Regions from separate parts of the Homo sapiens genome. Here region 2 is linked to region 1. Evidence: chromatin loops called from intact Hi-C (ENCODE). Cell type or tissue: Calu3. All regions are shown on one strand. Links, peaks and the distances in the headings refer to the core of each region. The heading gives the core; the rest is flanking DNA. Region 1 holds the start of LOC124903899 (a long non-coding RNA gene). Region 2 has its middle 7.8 kb from the start of SPNS3.

What was found. A loop is a pair of places that touch in the nucleus more often than their neighbours do. Peaks named below come from ENCODE experiments on the same cell type or tissue, not always from the same donor. Only the 100,000 strongest peaks of a DNase experiment are listed, where the experiment ranks them.
Region 2: it touches region 1 in a loop (4-fold over the local background); 26 of 110 quality-filtered maps call a loop at or near these places.

What each region holds. Positions count from the first base shown.
Region 1 is chr17:4,482,194-4,488,150 of GRCh38, forward strand. SPNS3 (SPNS lysolipid transporter 3, sphingosine-1-phosphate (putative)) reads left to right here. Exons shown (of 12, transcript NM_182538.5): 10 at 4,035-4,133; 11 at 4,219-4,390; 12 at 5,613-5,957. The coding sequence ends at 5,701. It overlaps LOC124903899 (a long non-coding RNA gene), which reads right to left and starts at 4,259. Exons shown (of 2, transcript XR_007065583.1): 1 at 3,931-4,259; 2 at 1-396. RefSeq lists an enhancer at 4,250-4,329. In Calu3, for the core only: no CTCF peak of the experiment used is centred there; DNase peaks (open chromatin) are centred at 618, 978 and 1,498.
Region 2 is chr17:4,421,476-4,430,785 of GRCh38, forward strand. No RefSeq gene overlaps it. Among named protein-coding and RNA genes, the nearest start is that of SPNS3, 7.8 kb to the right of the region's middle. In Calu3, for the core only: no CTCF peak of the experiment used is centred there; a DNase peak (open chromatin) is centred at 5,226.

The DNA.
Region 1 (5,957 bases), core at 78-2,577:
GTTCTCTTTGATGCCATCTCCACAATGGGGAGAATCCAGGTTATCTCTGGAGAAGGGACCTCAGGGGCTCTCCGGTCCGGTGGCTTGGAGACGTCATTGTGCATGAGAGTCAGATTTGAGGGAGCTTGTGACAAACCCAGATTCCAGGCCCTGTGTCCTCTGAGTCTGATTCAGTGGGTCCGTGCTGGGGTCCAGGGACCTGCATTTCTGATGAACTTCCCAAGTGATCCTGCCGTAGCATTCCGTAGAGCACGCTTTGAGAACACTGGTCTCACGCCGCAAGCTCCCCAGTCCATAAATGCTTTGCCAAATTCTAGCCATCCCCTTGTTGACATACGCCTCCAATGGGGAGCTCGTTCTGCATACCTCGGGCAGCCCCTGCCTCTCGGGGGGTTTCTGTTGATGAAAATGATTTGGTTCAGTCACAGCCAAGACCCACCTCTGCCAGCCTCCCCTTGGCCCCGCTGGGCCATAGAGGGGCCCTGCTCCCTGGAGACTGAGATCGTGTCCCCTGAACCCGCATCTCCCCAGGCAGAGCTCCCTGCCTCCCGAAACCTAGTCATGAGGTCTTCAGCTCCCTCCCAGCCCTGCTGTCTGTCCCCGCCCCACTCAGGATGGCCCAGAGCCAGCTCACCCCAATCCCCCTCCAGGCAGGGGACAGTGTAAGCAAAGGTGTGGAGGGAGGATCCCAGGGGCACGATCTCTGGATCCCAACCAGTTGGGGGGCTAGAGCAGAAGGGGAGCTCATTCCCTCTTTCTCAGCCCTGTCCTCTGGGGTCCTGGAATCCAGCCACAGGCTCATCTCCCACCCCTCAGCAGACGTCCCCACAGTTCCCCGGAGAGTTGTCACCTCTGCGTTCTCCCCCTGCCCCAGGTCTCCATGCTTCCCTGCTCAGCCTCTGCCCCCCAGGTAGCTGTCTGCTCACTGGCCTGTCTCACCCTCTCAGGGGCGTCTGGGGGCGAGGCCTGGGTGGGGGTGCAGGAGGCAGGCTGCCTGGTGGCTGCTGCTCCGACTTGCTGCAAGCCCTTGGGTGGCCCTGGTTTCGCCCTCGGCTATAAAGGGAACGGCCCTTCTAAGAAGGGAGAGCCAGAAACAGAGGTGTTTTTGTCTCAGAATAGAGTGAGCCTGGATTTTTGGGAACCCAAAGCCTCTTATTTCTGAAATTACCCCCTGGGCTCTCCAGCTTCTGTGGGCCCAGCCTTGGCTGCTGGCTGCACGGAGACAATGAGGACTTGGAACAGGCTGGGGGAGACCCACCTCTCTCGCCACTGGCAGCAGTGACTGAGCTGGGCCCAGCAGGTTGGGGTTCCTGGGAGAGGAGGAAGGGGCCAGCCTACCTGGACCTAACTGTGGGGGTCCCAGCAGCCCCAGCCTCCATGTGGACCTTTCTGAACATTCAGGTTCCTCCCTCCAGGAAGCCTCACCTGCCTTCCCAGAGCCACCAGTGAGTAATCACATAATTATGGGGTGAGAAGGAAGTCCTTGGGGAAGGTGCAAAGCTGTTGGTCAGTTCCTTCTCAGGCCTGTTGACAGATCCTGGTGATGGCAAGAGGCCCGGTTTCTCTTGCCACCTGTACATGGTGGCTCAGTCCCAGTGACCCTGGGACCAGCGAGTCACTACAGTGCCTCCTGCCACTCTGCCCTGCCCACCACCAAACCCCCTGCATCTGTCCCCTGGGATTCTGGAATCCAGAGATCGTGTCCCTGGGATCCTCCCTCCACACCGTCGCTTACACTGTCCCCTGCCTGGAATGCCTTTCCCCGTCTCTTTGCCAGTTACTCTGCCATCCGTTTACAGGGCTAGTGATGAACTTGTCCTCCTCATCTTTCTCAGATTTCTGAATGTTCTATTACAAATGCATAAATATTGCTAGAAACACCGGCTCCTCCTTGCCCATCACAGCAGAGTGGTCAAAAGGCCAGATCCTAGAGGGAGAAGGCCTGCAATCCTCTCTCAGCCCTGTTATTTCAGGCTGGGTGATGTTGGGCAAGTCACTTGCCCTCCCTGTGGAGGTTTTCCTCATCTGTAAAAATGCAGGTGATCATCATCTCCCTCTCATGGGTTGTTCAAGTTGATATATAAAATGTATACAGCAAGCATTCAATAAATGTTGGCAATTATTATTATTTTATTATTATTTTTTGAGACAGGATCTTGCTCTTTCACTCAGGCTGGAGTATAGTGGTGCCACCTCGGCTCACTAGAACCTCCACCTCCCGGGTTCAAGCGATTCTCCTGCCTCAGCCTCCTGAGTAGCTGGGATTATAGGCACGCGCCACCACACCCAGCTAATTTTTGTATTTTTAGTAGAGATGGGATTTCGCCATGTTGGCCAGGCTGGTCTTGAACTCCTGACCTCAAGTGATCCACCTGCCTCAGTCTCCCAAAGTGCTGGGATTACAGGTGTGAGCCACTGTGCCCAGCTAATATTGATTAACTCAAGGCCTCAGATCATGGACACCTAGGTCTTGGGGATACGGCTCCAGGGTGTAAGCGCCCCTGTGGCTGTCCAGTTGGGTTCATGTGACCATGTGGTCTCTGCTTGAGTCCCCTCCCCCTCCCTCCTTCCATCCCCTGCTGTAGCCCTGGGTTCTGGCAGACTTTCTCCTGGGAATAGTCTCCCAGATGGACCTACTTGAGTTATTTGGTTGGCAAACTTTCAGCTAGTCCCCTCTGTGCCTGGTGTCTTGCAGGGACCCCAAGAGAAATTAAGGGTCTTTGTTGCCCACACAACATAGGGAATAAGGGGTGGTGGACAGAGAAAGGGCCCCTCCCAGTTCTGGGAGACATGCGTTAATTAGGGGTGTGCATAGGAGTTGCGGGAGCTCAGGGCAGGTACCTGAACTCTGAGAGGGCTTCACAGAGGAGATGACCGAAACGTAAGTCCTAAATGACAAATATAGATGCTCCAGCTGGACCAGAGAGTGGAAGGCACGCCAGGCAGAAGGCGCAGCTGAGTTCAAGGGCCTGGAGCATCCTGTCTCAGAGCGTTATTTTGGTCTGATGTCCACACGAAGCCTCCAGGTAGCAGACGAATAACGATAATGAATAAAACTCTCAAGATCAGTACCATTATTACCCCCACTTGGGGATGGAGAGACTGAGGGAAGAAAGGTGAAACAGTTTGCTCAAAGTCACACAGCTAGCGAGTGGGGATCTGGATCGGAACCTGAGTGTGTGACACCAGAGTTCTTTATTTTTTTTATTTTTTTTTTTTTTGAGATGGGATTTTGCTCTTGTTGCCCAGGTTGGATTGCAGTGGTACGATCTCAGCTCACTGCAACCTCCGCCTCCCGTGTTCAAGCAATTCTCCTGCCTCAACCTCCCGAGTAGCTGGGATTACAGGCATGTGCCACCACGCCGGCTAGTTTTTGTATTTTTAGTAGAGACAGGGTTTCACCATGTTGCCAGGCTGGTCTTGACCTCCTGACCTCGGGTGATCCACCCGCCTTGGCCTCCCAAAGTGCTGGGATTACAGACGTGAGCCACCGCGCCTGGCCCAGAGTTCATCTTCTTTATGTTCTCAGCCTTGTCCGTGGAGTCGTGCGGGCTTCTCCAGCAAGGCCGCCTTTGGTCTCTGCCCCAGGGGCCTTGAGGTTCCTGAGAGGACTGAGCCCTCCGTACCACCCCTGCCCAATTGCCTGCACATGCAGACACCTGGCATGCACCCGCTCTTCGCCCTGCCCGCTTGTGCTGCTGCATCCTGGGCCCCTGAGCTGGGACACCCCAGCCTCATTCACTGTGGTCACATGCATGCCTGGTTCCTTCCCAGTTCAAGAGCAAACTCTCAAGAGGGGTGGCCCTGATCAGGGGCCTTGGCACCCCCATCCTGGGGCACTGGGGAAGCTTCAGATGGGCTTGATGTCTTGATGTTCTGGGGTGGGACTTTAGACCTTGGGGACCGTCGACTCCCTCCCATCCCACTCACCTGAATGGCCTGTCACTCCTCCAGGCAGGTCCTTGGCAGGTGGGGAACAGCAGGCAAGGGTGCCCTCACTTGGGGTGCCCCCCTGCTGTGCCTATGTTTTGCAGTCTGTGGTGGTGCCCAGATGCCGGGGGACGGCAGAGGCACTTCAGATCACGGTGGGCCACATCCTGGGAGACGCTGGCAGCCCCTATCTCACAGGACTTGTAAGACGTGTCTGCGTGTGTGGGGTGGGGAGGGTCTGGGGGCCAGGCTGGTGGGCCTGGCAGACTCATCCCTTCTCCTCCGCAGATCTCTAGTGTCCTGCGGGCCAGGCGCCCTGACTCCTATCTGCAGCGCTTCCGCAGCCTGCAGCAGAGCTTCCTGTGCTGCGCCTTTGTCATCGCCCTGGGGGGCGGCTGCTTCCTGCTGACTGCGCTGTACCTGGAGAGAGACGAGACCCGGGCCTGGCAGCCTGTCACAGGTACCCTACCCATTGCACCAGGCCCGGCTCAGGGCCGGCACCCTAGGGACAGACAGCACTGGCCACCCCCTGAATCCCTGGCCAGTTTGTTTGTTCATTCATCCAGAAATGCTTAGTACACCCCTGCTATGTACCAGGGAAGGTTGCAGATGCTGGGGAGTGAAAGAATGAGGCCAAGTCCAGGCCCCTGTAGAAACTGACACTGTAGTTGGTGAAGACAGACCAGAAACAGAAAAGGTTAAAGATATAGCATGTTCAGGGTGACGAGTGCTATGGAGAGGTATAAAGCAGGAAAGGAAGGAGAAAGGGGCCGGGCGCGGTGGCTCACACCTGTAATCCCAGTACTTGGGGAGGCCAAGGCGGGCGGATTACAAGGTTAGGAGTTCAAGACCAGCCTGGGCAACATGGTGAAGCCCTGTCTCTACTAAAAATATAAAAATTAGCCAGGTGCGGTGGCACACACCTGTAGTCCCAGCTACTCAGGAGGCTGAGGCAGGAGAATCACTTGAACCCGGGAGGCGGAGGCTATAGTGAGCTGAGATCTCGCCACTGCACTCCAGCCTGGGCGACAGCAAGACTGTCTCAAAAAAAAAAAAAAAAAAAAAAAAGGGACAGGTAGGTGCAGGCTGCAAGGATCCCCACTGCACAGGCGAAACTAGAGCAAAGATCTGGAGGAAACGAGGGAGTGAGCCGTTCAGCGACCTGGGGAAAGACGCTTCCGGCAGTGGGGACAATCAATGCAAAGGCCCTGCCATGGGAATGCACCTGATATGTTTGAGGATCAGCAAGGAGGCCAGTGTGGCTGCAGCAGAAGCAAGAGGGACAGTGGTAGGGGTGAGGGATACGGGGCCAGAGCAGGCAGTCCTTGTAAAGACAGTGGCTTTTGCTCAGAGTGAGACGGGAGCTGCTGTGGGGCTTCCAGGAGAGGAGCACCGAGGTGGTCTGATTGATGTTGCCAAAGCATCTCCCTGGCTGCTGTGTTGAGAACAGACTGTAGGAGGGTCAGTGTTGAGGCCGAGAGGCATAGCCGACTCCCCTTCCAGGGGAGAGTGGTGCCTAGACCACGCCAGTGGCATTGAAGGTGATGACAAGGGGTTGGATCTGGAATGTATTCTGCATTTGGGACAGAGAGGATTTCCTGACAGCCCGTGCCCAGGCCCAGGCCTGGTCCCAAAGCACCTTCTGCAACCTTCGGGCAGGCTGAGCATCTTTCCTCCTGCAGGGACCCCAGACAGCAATGATGTGGACAGCAACGACCTGGAGAGACAAGGCCTACTTTCGGGCGCTGGCGCCTCTACAGAGGAGCCCTGAGGTCCCTGCCTACACTCGTCCTGCCTGCAAGCCTCCCGTTGGTCCCCACAGCAGCAGTGCCTCGGTTCCTCTTTGGCTGTCCTCGGGGACTCCGGCTGAGGCACATCTGCCACTTTTGAATTCCCGGCTGGAGAGCTGGCAGGACCCTGTGGCTGGGCTGGGAATGGAGCTGTCAGCACTCTGCGTGGGAGGCCTGGGCCTGTGCCTGCATCCCGCTCAAGGCTGCCCCAGCCTGGGGTCTCCAGCCTGGCTGCTG
Region 2 (9,310 bases), core at 4,010-6,509, 57 kb before region 1:
CTTCCTCAGAGACAGAGGCAGACTTCCCTGGCACCCACCTTCCCAGCTTCTCCTGCAGACGTGGCACCGACATGTGACTCAACCTGGCCAGTGGGCTGTGAGGGAGCACCAGCAGGGGAATTTCTAGGGCAGATTTTCCTCCCTAATAAATACACATGAACACATTTCAGGATGAATCTCCTACCTTCTTATATGTGAGACGACAAGCCTCAAGATGGAGACTGTGGTAGCCAGCCTGCAAGAAGATCTCGTGGCAGGGCGTGGTGGCTCAGGCTGGTAATCCCAGCACTTTGGGAGGCTGAAACGGGTGTATCACCTGAGGTCAGGTGTTCGAGACCAGCCTGGCCAACATGGAGAAACCCTGTCTCTACTAAAAATACAAAAATTAGCCGGGCGTGGTGGCAAGTGCCTGTAATCCCAGCTACTTCTGGGAGGCTGAGGCAGGAGAATTGCTTGAACCTGGGAGGCAGAGGTTGCAGTGAGCTGAGATTGCACCACTGCATTCCAGCTTGGGCGACAAGAGCAAAACGACATCTCAAAAACAAAGCAAAACAAAAAAAAAATTGGCTTGAATAAAATACATAAATCTTCTTTTTTTAAAAAAGATCTCCCGCAAGCTTTCCCTCCTGGTATTCATGCCCTTCCACATGGAGGGGCAGCAGAGAGTATGGGAACACAGAGCATAGACTGGCCTGTGTGGCCAATGGAATGCAGCTGAGTACAGACCTAGGAGTCCAGGTCAGGAAAGATGCAGGCCAGACGCAGTGGCTCACGCCTGTAATCCCAGCACTTTGAGAGGCCGAGGCAGCTGGATCACCTGAGGTCAGGAGTTCAAGACCAGCCTGGCCAACATGGTAAAACGCTGTCTCTACTAAAAATACAAAAACTAGCTGGGCGTCGTGGCATGCGCCTGTAATCCCAGTGACTCAGGAGGCTGAGGTGGGAGAATCGCTTGAACCCAAGAGATGGAGGTTGCAGCGAGTGGAGATTGTGCCAGTGCACTACGTCCTGGGTGACAGAGCAAGACTCTGTCTCAAAAAAAAAAAAAAAAAAAAAAAAGATGTTGCAGTTTCTGCCTTGGTCCCTAATGTATTGTTCCCCCTGCAGGAAACTAGCCACCATACCGTGAGGATGCTCAAGCAGTCCTGTGGAGGGACCCATCTAGACAGGAGCCAACAGGCAGCACCAACTTGCCTGCCACGTGAGTGAGGCCCCTTGGAAACAGAGCTCCCAGCCCCAGTTAAGACTTTAGGGGACTGCAGCCCTTCACGGCAACAAGAGACCCTGAGCCATAGTCCTGCATCTCAGCTGCTCCCAAATTCCTGACCACTGAAAAATGCAAGAGATAAATGACTACTGTTGTTTAAAGCCATGAGTTCTGGGGGGATTTGTTTTATAGCAATTAATTAAGTAATCAAAGGCCAACACTATAAAGATTTCAGGGGGGAAAGATGAAAAACACTGAGTTTTTTATGATGTCATGGAGCCACTGAGTTAATCAACCCTGAAACTGCCTACTTCTTGATTTGCAGTGCAAGAGAACGAATGAATGTCCTGGTTTGGCTGCTGTTACTTCTGCTGTTACTTGCGGACAAAAGCATCCTTATTGATTCATCACATAAAAGATGACTCCCTGGGGATTTCTGAAGAGTGATTCCTGGCCGGGCTCGGTGGCTCATGCCTATAATCCCAGCACTTTGGGAGGCCGAGGTGGGTGGATTACAAGGTCAGGAGATCTAGACCATCCTGGCTAACACAGTGAAACCCCGTCTCTACTAAAAATACAAAAAATTAGCTGGGTGTGGTGGCAGGTGCCTGTAGTCCCAGCTACTCAGGAGGCTGAGGCAGGAGAATGGCGTGAACCCGGGAGGTGGAGCTTGCAATGAGCCGAGACTGCACCACTGCACTCCAGCCTGGGTGACACAGGGAGACTCCATTTCAAAAAAAAAAAAAAGTGATTCCTGAGTGACTTCCTGTGACCTTCTTTTTTTTTTTTTTTTTGATTAAGGGTCTTGCTCTGTCACTGAGGCTGGAGTACAGTGATGCAATCACAGCTCGCTACAGCCTCAACCTCCTTGGCTCAAGCAATCCTGCAATCCTCCTGCCTCAACCTCCTGAGTAGCTGGGACTACAGGCACACCACCACCATGCCTGTCTAATTTTTTTTTTTTTTTTTGCAGCGATGGGGGCCTGTTGCCCAGGCTGGTCTCAAACTCCTGGGTTCAAACAATCCTCTCACCTTGGCCTCCCAAACTGTTGGAATTACAGGTGTGAACCACTGTGCCCAGCCTGTCACCTCCTATTCTGTGAGGCTGGACATTTCTTTTGTTAAAAAAAGGACATAAATTTAAACTCTGATGGGAGCCACTCTGGAAGGGTCTCCACTAAAAATCATCTCAAATGAGCTTTTTTTTTTTTTTTTTGAGATGGAGTTTTGCTCTTGTTGCCCAGGCTGGAGTGCAGTGGTGCGATCTTGGCTCACTGCAACCTCTGCCTACTGGGTTCAAGGGATTCTCCTGCCTCAGTCACCCAAGTAGCTGGGATTACAGGCACCACCACCATGCCCGGCTAATTTTTTTGTATTTTTAGTAGAGACGGGGTTTCACCATGTTGGCCAGGCTGGTCTCTATCTCCTGACCTCAGGTGATCTGCCCGCCCTGGCCTCCCAAAGTGCTGGGATTACAGGTGTGAGCCACCACGCCTGGCCCCCAATAAGCTTCTGTATCAGAATTCACGAGAAAAAGCAGCCAAATAAGCTATGACTGGCCAGTTCACAAGTTTGTCTTTGATGTGTTTTATTATTTTTATCTGAATGGAATTATCCTGGACATGGATTTTGTAGGCTCTTGTTTATTTTTCACCATCAAATTCTGAACGTCTTTCAGATCAACATAGACTAACATCATGTACAGGGCTGTCTGGTGCCCCATTGTAGGGAGGTACCATGATTTATTTATTAATTTAATTTTTTTTTTTTTGAGATGGAGTTTCGCTCTTGTTGCCCAGGCTGGAGTGCAATGGCAGGATCTCAGCTCACTGCAACCTCCGCCTCCAGGGTTCAAGCGATTCTCCTGCCTCAACCTCCCAAATAACTGGGATTACAGGCATGTGCCACCACGCCCGGCTAATTTTGTATTTTTAGTAGAGACGGGGTTTCTCTATGTTGGCCAGGATGGTCTCGAACTCCTGACTTCAGGTGATCCGCTTGCTTCGGCCTCCCAAGGTGCTGGGATTACAGGCATGAGCCACGGCGCCTGGCCTGGAGGTACCATAATTTATTTAACCAGCCTCTGAAGCTGGGAATCTAGAATGTTGTCACTGTTCTGATATTACAATAACCCCATTTACTTTTTTTTTAATTGTGGTAAAATAATATAGAATTTACAATTTAGCCTTTTTTTTTTTTTTGAAACAGAGTCTTGCTCTGTCGCCCTGACTGGGGTGCAGTGACGCGATCTCGGCTCACTGCAATCTCTGCCTGCCGAGTTCAAGCGATTCTCCTGCCTCAGCTTCCCAAGTAGCTGGGACTACAGGCATGTGCCACCACGCCCAACTAATTTTTGTATTTTGTATTTTTTTTGACAGAGTCTTGCTCTGTCACCCAGGCTGGAGTGCAGTGACATAATCTCAGCTTACTGCAAGCTGTGCCTCCCGGGTTCACGCCATTCTCCTGCCTCAGCCTCCCGAGTGGCTGGGACTACAGGCGCCTGCCACCATGCCTGGCTAATTTTGTTTTTGTATTTTTAGTAGAGACGGGGTTTCACCATGTCAGCCAGGATGGTCTCGATCTCCTGACCTCGTAATCCGCCCACCTCAGCCTCCCAAAGTGCTGGGATTACAGGCGTGAGCCACCGCGCCCGGCTAATTTTTGTATTTTTAGTAGACACGGGGCTTCACCATTTTGGTCAGGCCAGTCTTGAACTCCTGACCTCGGGTGATCCGCCTGCCTCAGCCTCCCAAAGTGCTGGGATTACAGGTGCGAGCCCCTGCGCCTGGCCTCAATTTAACCATTTTTAAGTGTAAAGCTCAGAGGTACTAAATGCACTCACGTTGTGCAACCATTACCACCCTCCATCTGTGAAACTTTTTCATCATCCCCAACTGAAACTCTGTGCCCATTAAGCAATGACCCCATTTCTCACTCGCCCCCATTCAGTCCCTCCTAACCTCTATTCTACTTTTGGTCTCTGTAAATTCACATATTCTAGTCCAGGCGCCGTGGCTCTCATCTGTAATCCCAGTACCTTGAAAGGCCTGAGGTGGGCAGATTGCTTGAGCTCACGAGTTTGAGACCAGCCTTGGCAACGTGGCAAAACCCTGTCTCTACAAAAAATGCAAAAAATTAGCCAGCATGGTGGCGTGTGCCTGTAGTCCCAGCTACTCGGGAGGCAGAGGTGGGAGGATGGATTGAACCTGGGAGAAGGAAATTGCAATGAGCTGAGATTGTGCCACTGTACTCCAGCCTGGGTGACAGAGCCAGACCTTGTCATTCATAAATAAATAAATAAATGAATGAATAAAATAAATAAATGGCCGGGCGCGGTGGCTCAGGCTTGTAATCCCAGCACTTTGGGAGGCCAAGGCAGGAAGATCACCTGAGGTCAGAAGTTCGAGACCAGCCTGGCCAACATGGCAAAATCCCATCTCTACTAAAAATGCAAAAATTAGCTGGGCGTGGGGGGCACGTGCCTGTAATCCCAGCTACTCGGGAGGCTGAGGCAGGAGAATCGCTTGAACCCAGGAGGTGGAGGTTGCAGTGAGCTGAGATCGTTCCACTACACTCCAGCCTGGGTGACAGAGTGAGACTCCGTCTCAAAAAGAAACAAATAAATAAAATAAAATTAAAATTAATAATTAATTAAAAAATTCACTTATTCTATAAATCTCATATAAGTAGAATCATACAATCAATATTTATCTTTTGCATCTGGGTAATTTCACTCAGCATGATGTCTTCTTTTTTTTTTTTTTTTTTTGGAGACAGGGTTTTGCTCTGTCGCCCGGTCTGGAGTGCAATGGCACGATCGTAGCTCACTGCAGCGTCGAACTCCTGGCCTCAAGCCATCCTCCCACCTCAGCCTCCCCAGTAGCTGGTTTTAGAGGTGTGAGCCACCGCACCTGGCCAGTTGGATATATTCTAATGCTGCTCTCCTGGCTAACACCTAGCCTCCCTGACTTGCCCAACTCCTGGGAGTTCTGGCCTCAAGAACCCCTCCCTAGTCCCTGACTGGCTCTGAAAACCACCACAGCGTCTCTTTCTTGTTGGGTAAAGGTGAGGGCTGGACCCTGGAAAGGTCCTGTTTGGGGCAGCAGCTGCTAGGTGGGGGCTGCCAAGGTCCCCACTGCTGTGTGGTTTGCATGAGTGTGTGTGAGTGGGGGTGTGGGTGCTCGTGTGCCCACCTTCTCCTCATGCACTCACACTTGTGGATGTAGCTCTGCCCACTACTCTTTGGCTCTGAGGGCAGGGGCTGAGAACAAAGTTTCATCTACATGTGCTGGGGAAAACCCCATTATATTTAACACTCACAATACTTCCTCCATACCAAGCATAGTTCTAGGCACTTTTCAAACATCATCGTATTCAAGCCACAACAGTCCCATGAGGTGTGTACTATTTTTATCCCCATTTTATTTGTTTTATATTTATTTATTTTCAAGACAAGAGTCTTACTCTGTCGCCCAGGTGGGAGTGCAGTGGTGCGATCACGGCTCACTGCAGTCTTGATCTCCTGGGCTCAGGTGATCCTGGGATTACAGGCATGCACCACCATCCTTGGCTAATTTTTGTATCTGTATTTGTATTAAAAATTTTTTTTTTTAGTAGAGACGGGGTTTCACCATGTTGGTCAGGCTGGTCTCGAACTTCTGACCTCAGGTGATCCACCCGCCTCAGCCTCCCAAAGTGCTGGGATTACAGGCGTGAGCCACCGCGCCCGGCCTTAATTTTTACATTTTTAGTAGAGACGGGGTTTCGCCGTGTTGCCCAGGCTGATCTCCAACTCTGAACTCAAGCGATCTGCCTGTCCTGGCCTCCCAAAGTAATGGGATGACATTCACGAGCCACTGTGCCTGGCCATCCCCATTTTGTAGGTGAGAAAATTGAGATGGAGAGAGGTTGAGTGATCTGCCTGAGATCCTATGGCCAGTGAGCAGTGAGTCTAGCTGCGGAGTACAGGTTCTGAAGCAGGATGCGAGACCGCCTGCACGTGCGCATGGATGATCTTGAACTTCCCCTTCATTCACCAACTGTAGACCCCATGTGGGTGGTCACCGAGACGGTATGCGGCTGAACCAGGCAGTGGATGCCAAGGACCTCGTCATCATCGTCACCACCACAATAACAATACTCTACACTCTGTTTGTCACATGACAAGCTCTATGTTGGAAACAGTATGTGTATCTATATTAGTTCATCCTCACAATTAACCCCTGAAACATCGTCATATTATTCTCTTTTTAAGACTTACTGAGTCTTGCTCTTGTTGCCGAGGCTGGAGTACCATGGCGCAATCTCGGCTCACTGCAACCTCTACCTCCTGGGTTCAAGTGATTCTCCTGCCTCAGCCTCCCGAGTAGCTGGGATTACAGGCATGCACCACCACGCCCGGCTAAGTTTTTATATTTTTAGTAGAGACGGGGTTTCACCATGTTGGCCAGACTGGTTTCAAACTCCTGACCTCAGGTGATCTGCCTGCCTTGGCCTCCCAAAGTGCTGGGATTACAGGCATGAGCCACAACGCCCAACCCATCTTATTATTCTCTATCACAAATGAGAACACTGGTTGGGCGCAGTGGCTCGTGCCTTAATCCCAGCACTTTGGGAGGCCGAAGCAGGCAGATCACCTGAAGTCAGGAGTTCGAGACCAGCCTAGTCAGTATGGCGAAAGCCTGTCTCTACTAAAAATACAAAAAATTATCCAGGCGTGGTGGCTCACGCCTGTAATCCCGGCACTTTGGGAGGGCGAGGCAGGCAGAACACCTGAACTCAGGAATTCGAGACCAGCCCAGTCAGCATGACGAAATCCTGTCTCTACTAAAAATACAAAAAATTATCCACGCATGGTGGCTCATGCCTGTAATCTCAGCGCTTTGGGAGGCCAAGGCAGGCGGATCACCTGAAGTCAAGAATTCTAGACCAGCCTGGTCAGCAAGGCGAAAGCCTGTCTCTACTAAAAATACAAAAAATTATCTGGGCATGGCAGTGTGTGCCAGTAGTCCGAGCTATTCGGGAGGCTGAGGCAGGAGAATGGCTTGAACCCAGGAGGCGGAGGTTGCAGTGAGCTGAGATTGCACAGTTGCTCTCCAGCCTGGGGCGACTCTGTCTCTAAACAAGAAAACAAATGAGAACTCGGAGGCTCAGAGAGGTTAGAGACTTGCCTGAGGCACACAACTAGAAAGTAGCAAAATTTGATTTTGAATCCAGGCCGGTCAGACTGTAAAGCTCCTACTTTTTTGTTTGTTTGCTTTAACTTTTTTTTAAAGAAATAGGATCTTGCTGTGTTGCCCAGGTTGTTCTCAAACTCCTGGGCTCAAGCAATCCTCTTACTTCAGCCTCTCAAGTAGCTGAAACTATAGGCACGAGCCATCAAGCCCGGCTTCTTTAATGTTTTTTAAAAATTGAGGTAATTACATTACTTAAAATTGTAACCATTTTAAAGGATATAATTCAGTGGCATTGAGTGGATTCAGAGTGTTGTGACACCATCTCCTCTATCTAGTTTTGAAACATTTTCATCACTCTCCAAGGGGACTGTCTTCCCATTAAGCATTTTCCTCTCCTCTTAGCCTCTAGGAACCATTTACTTTCTGTTTCTGTGACTATACCTGTGCAGGATATTTTCTATAAATGGAATCATACAATATGTGGCCTTTTGTGTCTGGTGTCTTTCACTTAGCATAATGTTTTCTTTTTTTTTTTTTCCGAGACGGAGTCTCACTCTGTCGCCCAGGCTGGAGTGCAGTGGCACAATCTCGGCTCACTGCAACCTCCACCTCCTAGGTTCAAGCCATTGTCCTGCCTCAGCCTTCTGAGTAGCTGGGATTACAAGTGCGGTGCCACCACACCCGGATTATTTTTGTATTTTTAGTAGAGATGGAGTCTCACCTTGTTGATCAGCCTGGTCTCAAACTCTTGACCTCAGGTGATCTGTCTGCCTCGGGCTCCCAAAGTGCTGGGATTACAGGCGTGAGCCACTGTGACCAGCCAGCATAATGTTTTTAAGGTCTATCCGTGTTGTAGCATGAATCAGTACTTCCTTCCTCTTTATGACTGGATACTATTCCATTGTATGATTATGCCACATTTTCTTGACCCATTTATCAGATGGGCGTTTAAGCTGTTTCCACCTTTTGGCTGTTATGAACAGTGCTGCCATGAACATTTATGTACAAGTATTTGTTTGAGTCTTTGTTTTCTTTTCTTTTCTTTTTTTTTTTTCTTTTTTTGAGACAGAGTGACAAAGTTGCTCTGTTGCCCCAGCTAGAGTACAGTGGTCCCATCTTGGCTCATTGCAACCTCTCCCTCCAGGGTTCAAACAATTGTCATGCCTCAGCCTCCCGAGTAGCTGGGACTACAGGTGTGTGCCACTATGCCCAGCTAAATTTTTTGGATTTTTTAGTAAAGACGGGGTTTCACCATGTTGGTCAGGTTGATTTCAAACTCTTTTTTTTTTTTTTTTGAGATGGAATCTCACCCTGTCGCCCAGGCTGGAGTGCAGTGGCGTGATCTTGGCTCACTGTAAGCTCCGCCTCCTGGGTTCATGCCATTCTCATGCCTCAGCCTCCTGAGCAGCTGGGACTACAGGCGCCCGCCACCATGCGCAGCTAACTTTTTGTATTTTTAATAGAGGTAGGGTTTCACCGTGTTAGCCAGGATGGTCTCGATCTCCTGACCTTGTGATCTACCTGCCTCAGCCTCCCAAAGTGCTGGGATTACAGGTGTGAGCCACCGCGCCCAGCCTTGAACTCTTGACCTCAAGCGATCCGTCTGCCTTGGCCTCCCAAAGTGCTGAGATTAGAGGCTCAAAATAGTCTTTGTTTTCAATTCTTTTTTTTTTTTTTTTTTTTTTTGAGACAGAGTCTTACTCTGTCACCCGGGCTGGAGTGCAGTGGTGCAATGTAGGCTCACTGCAATCTCTGCCACCTGGGTTCAAGTGATTCTCCTGCCTCAGCCTCCCGAGTAGCTGGGATTACAGGCGCCTGCCACCGTGCCTGGATAATTTTTTTGTAGTTTTAGTAGAGACAGGGTTTCACTGTCTTCGCCAGGCTGGTCTTGAACTCCTGACATCGTGATCCACCTGCCTCGGCCTCC